Regions from separate parts of the Homo sapiens genome. Here region 2 is linked to region 1. Evidence: chromatin loops called from intact Hi-C (ENCODE). Cell type or tissue: heart left ventricle. All regions are shown on one strand. Each heading gives the region's core, and the rest is flanking DNA. Links, peaks and the distances in the headings are about the cores only.

Evidence for each region. Peaks named below come from ENCODE experiments on the same cell type or tissue, not always from the same donor. Only the 100,000 strongest peaks of a DNase experiment are listed, where the experiment ranks them.
Region 2: a loop joins it to region 1, with 10 times the contacts of the local background. A loop is called at or near these places in 4 of 110 quality-filtered maps.

The regions. Positions count from the first base shown.
Region 1 is chr1:7,205,064-7,210,440 of GRCh38, forward strand. The region is part of intron 4 of CAMTA1 (calmodulin binding transcription activator 1); the gene reads left to right. Among named protein-coding and RNA genes, the nearest start is that of CAMTA1-IT1, 160 kb to the right of the region's middle. In heart left ventricle, for the core only: a CTCF peak has its summit at 3,024; no DNase peak of the experiment used is centred there.
Region 2 is chr1:6,996,224-7,001,600 of GRCh38, forward strand. The region is part of intron 3 of CAMTA1 (calmodulin binding transcription activator 1); the gene reads left to right. Among named protein-coding and RNA genes, the nearest start is that of CAMTA1-AS3, 15 kb to the right of the region's middle. RefSeq lists a silencer at 309-398. In heart left ventricle, for the core only: a CTCF peak has its summit at 2,294 (motif pointing right); no DNase peak of the experiment used is centred there.

The sequences.
Region 1 (5,377 bases), core at 188-5,187:
CGTGATCCACATGCCTCAGCCTTCCAAAGTGCTGGGATTACAGGCGTGAGCCACCGCGCCCGGCCCAGAGTTTCACTCTTGTTGTCCAGGCTGGATTGCAATGTTGTGCTCTCCGCTCACTGCAACCTCTGCCTCCTGGGTTCAAGCTATTTTCCTGCCTTACCCAAGTAGCTAGGATTACAGGCATGCGCCACCATGCCTGGCTAATTTTGTATTTTTAATAGAGACGGGGTTTCACTAAGTTGGTCAGGCTGATCTTGAACTCCTGACCTCAGGTGATCCACCCACCTTGGCCTCCCAAAGTGTTGAGATTACAGACGTGAGCCACCATGCCCGGCCTCCAACTACTATTATTGAATGGTCTACCTTCATCTTCATATCTATCCATTTTTTCTTCATGTATTTTGGTGCTGTGTTACTAGGTGCATTGTGTTTATAATTGTTATATCTTCCTGATAGATTGACCATTTTATTTTTATGAAATGTCCTTCTATCTCTTGCAACATTTTTTTAAAGTCTATTGTATCTGACATGGTATAACAACTCCAACTTTGTGTTTGCATGACATATTTATTTTCATGCTTTTACTTTCAACCTTTTTGTGTCTTTGAATATCAGATGTGTCTTCTGTGAAAAAACTTTTTATTTCTGTGTAGTCCTGTTCATCAATCTTTTCTTTTACTGTGTGTGTATTTTTGAGTCATAGTAAGAAAACCTCTTCCTACATCCAGATCAAAAAGAAATTAACCCAATTTTCTTCTAGTACTCGTATGGTTTCATTTTTTTTCTTACATTTAATCTTTGATTCATTTAGAATTCATTCTTGTGCTTGGTAGGAGATACTGGACTTAATTTTTTAAAATTGTTATTCAGTTGTTCCAGCAGCATTTATTTAAAAACATCTGTTTTCTCCAGTAATTTTAGAGGCCACCTTTATCGTATACTGAGTTTCCAAATGTGGTTGGGGCATATCTGGACTTCTTCTACTCCACTTCTCTGTCAACTCATACACCAGTATACACTGTTTTAATTATGAAGGCTTTGTAGTATTTTTAGTGTCTGGTAGGGCTTATGTTCCCATTGAGGCTTTTCTGTGTTCCTGGCTATTCTTGAAGGTTAATTTTCCCACATGAACTATAGTATCAATTTGTCTAGCTCCATAAAATTGCATTATATTTATAAATTAATTTAGGGAGAACTGGCATTGTGATGATACTGAGTTGTCTCATCCAAGAAGAATTTATGTCTTCCCATTTGCTGAGGAATACTTTTGTGTTATTTAGTTTTGAAAGGTTTTCTCATGGAGGTTTTGCACATACCCGAATAAATTTATTCCTAAATAGTTTATCTTTATTGTTGCTATTATACATGGGAGTTTCTTTGTAGTACTGATTTCTGAGTGCCAGTTTTATATTCTGCTAGTTTACTGAATCCTTTTTTGTGTGTTCGAGTTATAATGTGCTTTTTTCCAGTATATTTTCATGAGATTCATCTTTGTGGATGTTTGTAACTCTATTATTTATTTTCACTGCTGTGTACTATTCCATTGTATAAATATATCACAGGATATTTATCTGTTTGTATTTGGATGGACATTTAGATTGTTTCCCATTTGTTGAAGTTGTCAAGTAGTTTTCCAAAGGCGTTAATTCTGTTCTCACTCCTTTCTGTAATGTGGGAGCCTCTGTTGCTTCACATTTTTACCAACATTAGCTATTGTCAATGCTTAAATTTTGTCAGTCTGAGGGAGTGCAAATGGCACAGAAGCAGCATGCTTTTTAATGACTTCTCTTAAGTCCTTGGTTTCCAAATTCTGACCCAAATGCTGCTTCCCACATGGACACAGTCTCCATGGATTGCACACCCCACCCCCGGCCTGCTTCTTCTAAGTGCCCCTCTCTCATTCAGTGGCTGCTGGTAGGAGTTGAGAATGGCAACGCTGCTTTCCTAGTCTCCTGAGAGGGAAACACACTTCTGTAAAAATTAAACACTTTATTAGCTGAGAAGTGTCTGGCCCTGGTACTGGCCTCCTAGAGGAATTTCTTTGCTGACTTACTTGCATTATATCTGTTGTATAATTATCAACAATCAGCATCCACTGAGTAGCATCTTGTACCTGACACTTTACTAGGCTCTGAACAGGGCTTAGTGATGAATAAGACCCAGTTCCCCACCACTCCTGGGGCTTTCCACCCGCTTGGAAGAGGAGACATGTTTACATTAGGTGATATCGCTGGATAACACCAGTGATACCCAGTGAGCGTGTCAAGGGCCAGGTTGCTGACACTGACAGGGAGGTCTGTAGAAAATGAATGTGGAAAGAAAATCTTCTATCATATTATATTACAAATTCAGGAGGAAAATCTGTCATTGAATGTTTTCTTCTTGTTTTAAAAAGCTGAATTCATTCTGATAAAAATGTATATACCACCTAAAAATATACACTCTATTTTTCCAACCGACACAATCACCCACAACTGAAAATTGACCTTGGAGCCCTGTCCCACCTCTAATGGGTGGATCTAGGATCAACCCTATTTCTAAAGGGGTACATTGCAGGATCCTGGGTCACGAGGCCAGTGGCTGGTCCAGTTGTGGCCTTGACTCAGGTGTCCTTCCCTTATTTCTTATGACCAAACCACCGGCTCTGTGCTTCTCCATATGGTGTGGTCTATTCCAAGCTCCTGGTATCTTGTGGATCCAAGACCTGCCTTTATCTCCCCAGTCTTCGTGAAATAAGAGCTCTTCTCTTCCTTTAGTGTTTGGGGCCCTGCTACCTCTCCTGGGCATTTGAAAGCTAAGTGCCCACTCACCTCAGGTCCAGGGATGTCCTCCATTAGCATTTCCCTCATTCTGCTGCCCAGCAAAACCAGGGTTAAACTAAGGTTTGGTTACAGCATATGGGTAAGAAGTTTCCATGCTCAATAAAATGCCACGTCATCTACTTTATAAAAGGGTAACACATCCCTTCCGAGCTGGAAGCCTCTCTCTCCATGCTTGCTCCTCTTGTGGCCAACAGCACACCCTCCAGGCAACTGGGGAGCATTGCAGGTGTAGACCGGGCTTCCGTCAGGCAGTGCTTTCTGGCAGAAGCCAGCTGGCTTGTGCAGACATCTTGTCCATAGCCTTGACCTTACTGGATACACTTGCTAACCTCCCAGACAAACTGATCCAGGCTCATGAAAGTTGGTTTGTTCTTTGGTTTGTTCATTGTGCATTCATTCATTTGTTTGTTCATTTGGTAAACACATACTACATACTTCATTGAAAATTCTGCAATGATCAGGTCAGTCAAAATGCACACACACACAAAGAGCCTCTTTCTCCCTTTACCCTATTGAGTATTGGGTACCTTATTGGGCATCTGAGATGCTGTGGAATTTTTGCCAGAATTTTACCTGTTTGTCTACCCCTGTGCTAGGTGATGTGAAAGCTACATAGGGCAGGGGCTTGACTCTTGAAAACCATGTGATTCTGTTGAAGGTGTAAATCAAGCCAGCCCACAGGAAGCAATGAGTCAACATGTGCACCTCTGTGTTTTGCTCTTGTGGGTCCGAGAAGAGGCGCTTAAATTGCCCAGTGTTCATTGAGGGCTGCCGTGGGTTGGGATTGTTTCCTAGAACCATAGCTGAGCCTTGAAGAGTGGGAAGGCTTTAGACAGATTCTGGGGAAAGGTGTCATACCTGGGGAGAATAACTTGACTATGTGGGCTGAGAGTAAACATAGTGGGTTCTGATGATGTCGAAGGGACCAGCTTGATGATATGTGTTGTTTCACATGTTAAATCCTTGGGACCTCCTACTTGACTAGATCAGCACTTGAGCCCTTCGTATAGAAAGCTATGTGCTACAGTGACCATTGCTGGGCCGACTGGCTGGCATGGGGCTGTGGTTGACTCTGTCCTGGGTGGGGCCGTGGAGACACCATAGTCTATTCCTAGTCTGGCCATGATACCGAAATAGCCTTTAACCATGATTCAAGGCCCCACCCTTTCTCCTATGTGATTGTTGTTTGAATACTTCTATTTTGTTGTTGTTGTTGTTGAAACTGTAGGGTAATTACCCTTGTCCTTAATAATTGCTTTAGTTTCCTTGATGCGCAGAGATGCTCTAGAGTCTACGCTGTTAAAAAGAGGTTAGGATTAAGTTTTTCAACCTGCCGCTGGTGTGAGAAGGATGTCTCCATGCCAATTACTGTCTTCTTGATAGGATTAGTCACTGTGTTAATTGCTACTCAGAAAAACTGCCAAGTTTGTTGTTTTAGACATTGGCTTTTAAAATATTGCAGATGTCATCTCAAATGCAAATTGTATTTGGTATTAGAGATAACTGTTGATCTATTAACACTTTGGGGTTGATTCATATCTGAGGCTGTGTGAGTAAAAGGAGTCTCACCCTTGGATTAATTGCATCTTTGATGGTGGTTCCAGAACTGGGAGGGGGAGGCAGCTGTCAGGTCTGTTTCTTGGCACTCTCTTTGAGAGAACCCAGAGCTCTGTCAGCAACAATCTGTTGGAATTGGCCAGCGTAATGTATGAAACAACCTCGTTCTTCAGCTCAAGAGCATCACCTACCTACTCCACAGGTCGCAGTGGTTGGTAAGCTCCTGGTTTACCTTGAATGTTGACACTCCAGGGAGGGTCAAATGGCCACAGAAGTTCTTAATCCTTAGAGATTTCCGAGTCAGTAGAACCTCCCCATTTTGGACCAGGAAAGAATAGAGAATTCTGACATTACATAGCATTTAATTTTTTATTAATGTTTTATTTTTAAGTCATTTCAAGATTTCAGAAAAGTTGTAGGAATAAAATGAAGAATTCCCATATGCCCTTCACGCAGATTCCCGATATTAACATTTTATCATATCTGTCTTATCATTCTGTATGTGTGCATGCACATGACTGAACCATTTGAAAGTAAGTTTCAGACATGATGCCCCGTTAACCCTAAACACTTCAATGTGTATATCCTGAGAACTAGGACATCCTCTTGCATAAGCCAGTGCAATGGTCAAAGTCAGGAAAATAGTACTAATGCAATAGCATTATCCAATCTGTAGACTTTATTCCTGCAACCAACAATATCCTTTATTAGCAAAATACAATAATAAAAACAATAGTCTGTTGTAGGATCCAATTCAGAATCTCACGTTATGTTTAGTTTCCATGTCTCTGTAATCGCCATCAATCAATTCTTCAGTCTTTGTCTTTCATGACCTTGCCATTTTTGCAGCATACAGGCCATTTATTTTGTAGACTGTCCTTTGGTTGGGGTTTGTCAGATGTTTCCTTAGGACCAGATTCAGGATATGCAATTTTGGCAGGAACACCACAGAAGCGACATTGGGTTGTTCTTAGTGCATCGTGTTAGAAGGTGCA
Region 2 (5,377 bases), core at 253-5,252, 210 kb before region 1:
GTTGCATTTTTCTGCTCATATATCTTGTAATTTGGGACTGGATTCTGGACCTTGTGAATGATACGTTGCAGAGACTTGGGATTCTGTTACGCTATTCAGAATAATATTGAGTTTTTGTTTTAGCAGATACTTCGCTGAGTTCAAACTATAAACTCTGTCTTGTCTCTGCTGCAGCAGAAATCTCTGTCCAGGTGTTTAGGCCTTAGGTGGGCTGCTTACAGTCTATTCCATGCAAACATAATTCAGAGATCAGCTGGAGATTGAGGCAGTTTATGCACAGACTTTGGTGTTCTCCCTCTGTGGCTCTTTCCTTTTAGGGAGTTCCCCTTTCATTTTCTAGCTGCTGTGGTTAACCCAAGCTCTCCTCTGATTCTACAAAAAGTAAGACTTCAGTTTTCTATCTGAGTATTAGCTGCTCTGTGACACTGACTGGGGCCTGCCTCAGGCAAAAAGCTATTTAAAAAAAAAAGAAAGAAAGAAAGAAAGAAAGAAAAAAAGTCACAAACCCTCAGAAACTTACCCAGTCTTATTCCCTTCTTTCTACTGTCCAAATCCCACCCATTTCTGCCTGCCTTTGGTCTCTCTCTATTGTCCTCTGATTAAAAAATATATATATTTTAAATGTTGGAAGGTTGGTCCAACAAGAGCTACTTCTCCATGATTGAAAGTGGAATTCTATGTCTCATGAATTTTGACACATAGTGATTTTCCTGTGTTCTAAGTGTTCAAAAATTTCCCTTACGATTTTTTCCTTTAACAAGTATCACTGGGATGTCTTTTCGCTTCCAGATGTGTCGGTTTGCAAGCGAACCTTTTGTTGGTAATTGTAAGCATTCTTATGTTACAGTCTTACGTGTGGTTCCTAGGACGATGATTCTTTGGCATTCACCGAAGCTTCCCTTGTGGCTCAGTGCATGTTTAATTTTTTTGTGAATGTTCTACACGTACTCAAAAAGGATGTGCATTCTCTGTTGGACGAATTTTCCGTGTATTTATTAGTTAAACCCTAATAAATTCCTTCATCTTTGTTTTTTGCTTTGTGTGTGTGTGTGTGCGAGCCATCAGTTTGTGAGGGGATGCGTTAAAGTCTCCAACCAAACCTACTGATTTATCTATTTCTTTTTGCAGCCCTGTCAGATGTTACTCTGCATTTTTTGAGGCCAAATTCCGAGGTGCATATCTTTTCAGGATCATGACATCTTCTTGTGTTAGTTCCTTTCGGAAGCATGTCGCGTCTCTCCCTATCTTACCTGTCCTTTGGCTCTTCGGGCAGCCTCTCAATTTCAGGTTTTTACACATCTCTCTAATTCTGGGAAATTCTTGGTTATTAGTTCTTCATACAGATTCCTCCATTCATGTTTCTGTCCTCCTGGGTCTCCTGTGACATGGATGTTGACAGGTCGTCTTCTGTTTTCCATATTTCCTTTCTTTTCTTTCTTTTTTTTTTTTTTTTTGAGACAGAGTTTCGCTTTTGTTGCCCAGGCTGGAGTGCAGTGGCTCGATCTTGGCTCACTGCAACCTCCACCTCCCGGGTTCAAGCGATTCTCCTGCCTTAGCCTCTGGAGTAGCTGGGATTACAGGCGTGCACCACCACGCCTGGCTAGTTTTTTGTATTTTTAGTAGGGACGGGGTTTCACCATGGCCAGGCTGGTCTTGAACTCCTGACCTCAGGTGATCCGCCCTCCTTGGCCTCCCAGTGTGCTGGGATTAAAGGTGTGAGCCACCGTGCCCAGCCTCCTTTCATTTATTACAAATTTTTTTTCCATCTCTTTATCTTTTTTTTGATGCATTCTGGTAAGCTCCCTGTTGTGATCTTAACCTCACTAAATTATTCTTTGGCTGTGTACTGAGTGCCTTTTTTTGTTTTGTTTTGAGATGGAGTCTCGCTCTGTCACCCAGGCTGGAGCGCAGTGGCACGGTCTTGGTTCACTGCAACCTCTGCCTTCTGGGTTCAAGTGATTCTCCTACCTCAGCCTCCCGAGTAGCTGGGACTACAGGTGCGTGCCGCCACATCCAGCTAATTTTTTTTTGTATTTTTAGTAGAGACAGAGTTTCAACATGTTGGCCAGGCTGGTCTGACCTCAGGTGATCCGCCCATCTCTGAGCGCTTTCTTCTAGGAATAAGATAGAATAAGTCTGCACCTCCAGCAGGCTTCTTCCCCTCATCTGAGTCCAGAGGGAGCCCTGGAGCTCTGCGTGCTCTCCGCACATGCCATGCCACTCCCTCTGCGTCACATGTCCCTCTGCCACCAAGATCTGCTTTTATCCCTGTGCTCCTCAGTCACCAGAGGGAGCCCAGACTCCCAAGCCTGTCCCCAGGGAGACCTGCCCTCAAGGTTTCTTTGAGAATCCACTCCCCATGCACTTTGCCTTCTCCATAGCACCGTCTGGTGCACCTTGCGTTTCGTCTCTCTTGCCAAACGTAAGAGCCACGGAGGCAGCACTTTTTGTCTCTTTTGTCCTGTAACATATCCCTGGCATCTTGCTGTGGCGTCTGACATGCGGTGGATGCTCAATAAATATTTGCAAAATTAATCAATAATTATACTGTAGTTTTATTTTACCTATCATGTTTCTTTTCATAAAGCTACCTTTTATTGGACATCTATGTTCAAAAGCAGTGTTAGGATCTTTACATTTATGACATTATTTAAATATTCATTTATTCATTTCTTTCTACCTTTTTTGTATTGTAAAATACACATAACATAAAATTTACCATTTTAAACTTTTTTTAGTGCACAGTTCAATGGCATTAAGTACATTCTCACTTTTGTGCAGCCATCATAGTCTCCAGAAGTTTTTCATTTTCCCAAACTGAAACTCTGTGCCCACAAAACAAAGCAATTATGTTTCTATAGCCAGCGTTTCCAGTGGCTTCTTCCTATGACTGCCTCTTCCCACTCTGTGTTCCCAGTGTCTTCCCTGATCTCTTTGAGGATATCTGCTTATTTTGAATTCTTGTTCTGGTTTGCCTCTTAATTCTGCTTCCTGATATAAACATAGGGTTTGTCTTTGTGTTACGTTGTTCTTGCACTGAGATAAAGAAATGCCTGAGACTGGGTAATTTATAAAGAAAAGGGGTTGAATTGGCTCATGGTTTGGCAGGCTGTACAAGCATGGTGCTCATCACTTGGCTTCTGGAGAGGCCTCGGGGAGCATTTATTTATTTATTTATGAGACAGAGTCTCACTCTGTTGCCCAGGCTGGAGTGCGGTGGTGCCATCTTGGCTCACTGCAACCTCTGCCTGTCAGGCTCGGGTGATCCTCCTATCTCAGTCTCCCAAGTAGTTGGGAATACAGGTGCATGCCAGCATGCCTGGCTAATTTTTGTGTTTTTGTAGAGACGGGGCTTTCCCATGTTGCCTAGGCTGGTCTCGAACTACTGGGCTCGAGTGATCTGCCTACCCCAGCCTCCCAAAGTGCTAGGATTATACCGTACCCGGCCGGGTCTTTTTTCTTAGAGCGGTTGTACTCCTTGGATGTTTGGTTATTTTTCCCTGTGAGCCATAGCTGCCTTGGAGGGTCATACAGGTCTAGGCCAGGGGCAGGGCCTGCACCCTCACTTGTGCTCTTTCTGGTGAGTTCTAGAGAATTGGGGGTGGGGAGTGAGGAGAATACGTTGGTGATAAAATCTGGTCTTGATCATTCCCTGATTTCAGTCTGCTTTTTCCTCCCTGTAGTGCCCTGGCCAACCTGACCCTGACAGGTTCTTTTCTGAGAGCTGCCAGCCTCTATTGCAAGTCCCCCAACCAAGGGGTGGAGAAAGAGAATCGAGTGTTCAGGGGCCACCCTGCTGCCAGGTTCCACTGTGATAGACTGTCTGCGTTGTCTGGGCCCTGGTACCAGCTGGTGCTGGGTGAGGGGCTGGTGCTTCTGCTCTTCTGTGGTCCTCGCTCTAGGGACAGGATGGGAGATGTGTGTCCAGGGCAAGATGGAGTGGGGAGCTGGGCCACCGAAAGCTGGCTTCCTTGCAGCCTGCTCACCCTGGAGCTGGCGCCTCTTTCACTTCCCGGTCCTGCAGCCCCCTGCGTGGGGAGGACCCACTCATGCTTGTCTTCCCCAGGAACTTCTCACCATTTCTACCCAAGACTTTCCTCTTGTTTGGGGGCATCTCTAAAATATGGGGAACCAGCCCCTGCGTCAGCCACTGTCTTGCTAGCTACCTTTGTCTTTTGAAGGCCACAGGGCAGGGGAGTAGGTTTAAAATGGCTCTGCTTAGGATGGGAAGTTGAAGAGGCAGGACAGGAGCGAGGTGGGGAGCATGTCTTATGGAGCGGGGCCTGGAAAACAAGCAGTGGAACAGTCTGGCTGTCTCCCCACAGCCTGTGGAGCAGGTCAGCTTATGGGGCTCCTATCCTGAGAGGGAGCAGGTGCCTTGGCCCGTGGAAGTCCAAGGTTCTGCATGATGTGGCCTCTCTTGGCTCTGACTTTGGGTGCTTCTGACTTGTTTACCACATATGTTTCCTTTCAGGTTCATTCTTCCACATTCCCACCCTTACCTGTTGACCTCCCCCAATTCCTGCTCATCTTTTTGTCTAATGAGCTTCTGGTGACTTCTAATGGGCACCTTATGTTTTAAAGTGGTCAGATTTGTTTCAGAGAGAGAGACTTTGTGGGAAGCCACAGACATGTTTTTATAGAATCCCAGTGTCTTTGAGCAGAAAGGGGCTTTAGAGGTGACAGGTCCCATTGCTCTCAGATTATCTTATATTTGACTCACTAATTACTCATTTAAGAAACCCAGTTCCCACACCGATAGGAAAAACCCTACCCTTTCTTTCAGTTGTCACTTACATATTTATAATTGTCGTTATATTTTTAATTTCTTTAGTTTTAAGGCCATGAGTATCGGAGTAATGGTGATGGGAGAAAATTTGCTGGGGAGTTCTTAATCATCGTGAAAATCCCATGTTTTCAAAGCACTTCTCACCACTTCAAAACCACCAACTCTCTAAACTCCATTTTCAGAGCACTTCTCACCATTTCATAATCACCAACTCTATAAACTCCAGGAGGATAGGAGTTTGTCTTTGTGTTCACTGCTGTCTCTCCAGGTCCCAGGACAATGCTCTCTACGTATTTGTCAAGTGAACAAATGACACCGTTAGTAACCCTACCTCTGAATCCCATCTCTTAGCTCCACCCTGCACTTGAATATTTTCAGAGCTGAGGAGCTCACCACTTTGCACGCTGACCTGCTATTTCTGCAATAGTATAAATGGTCAGCAAGTTCTTGTTTCTGCTGAGTGTAAATTATTCACCTTGAATATACATTATCAGTCCTGCTTCTGTCCCCTGGAACCACAGAGAATTCCATGAATTCATCTCATCCATGAGGGCGTTTCTGATATTGACGACAGCCAGTGTGGTCTCC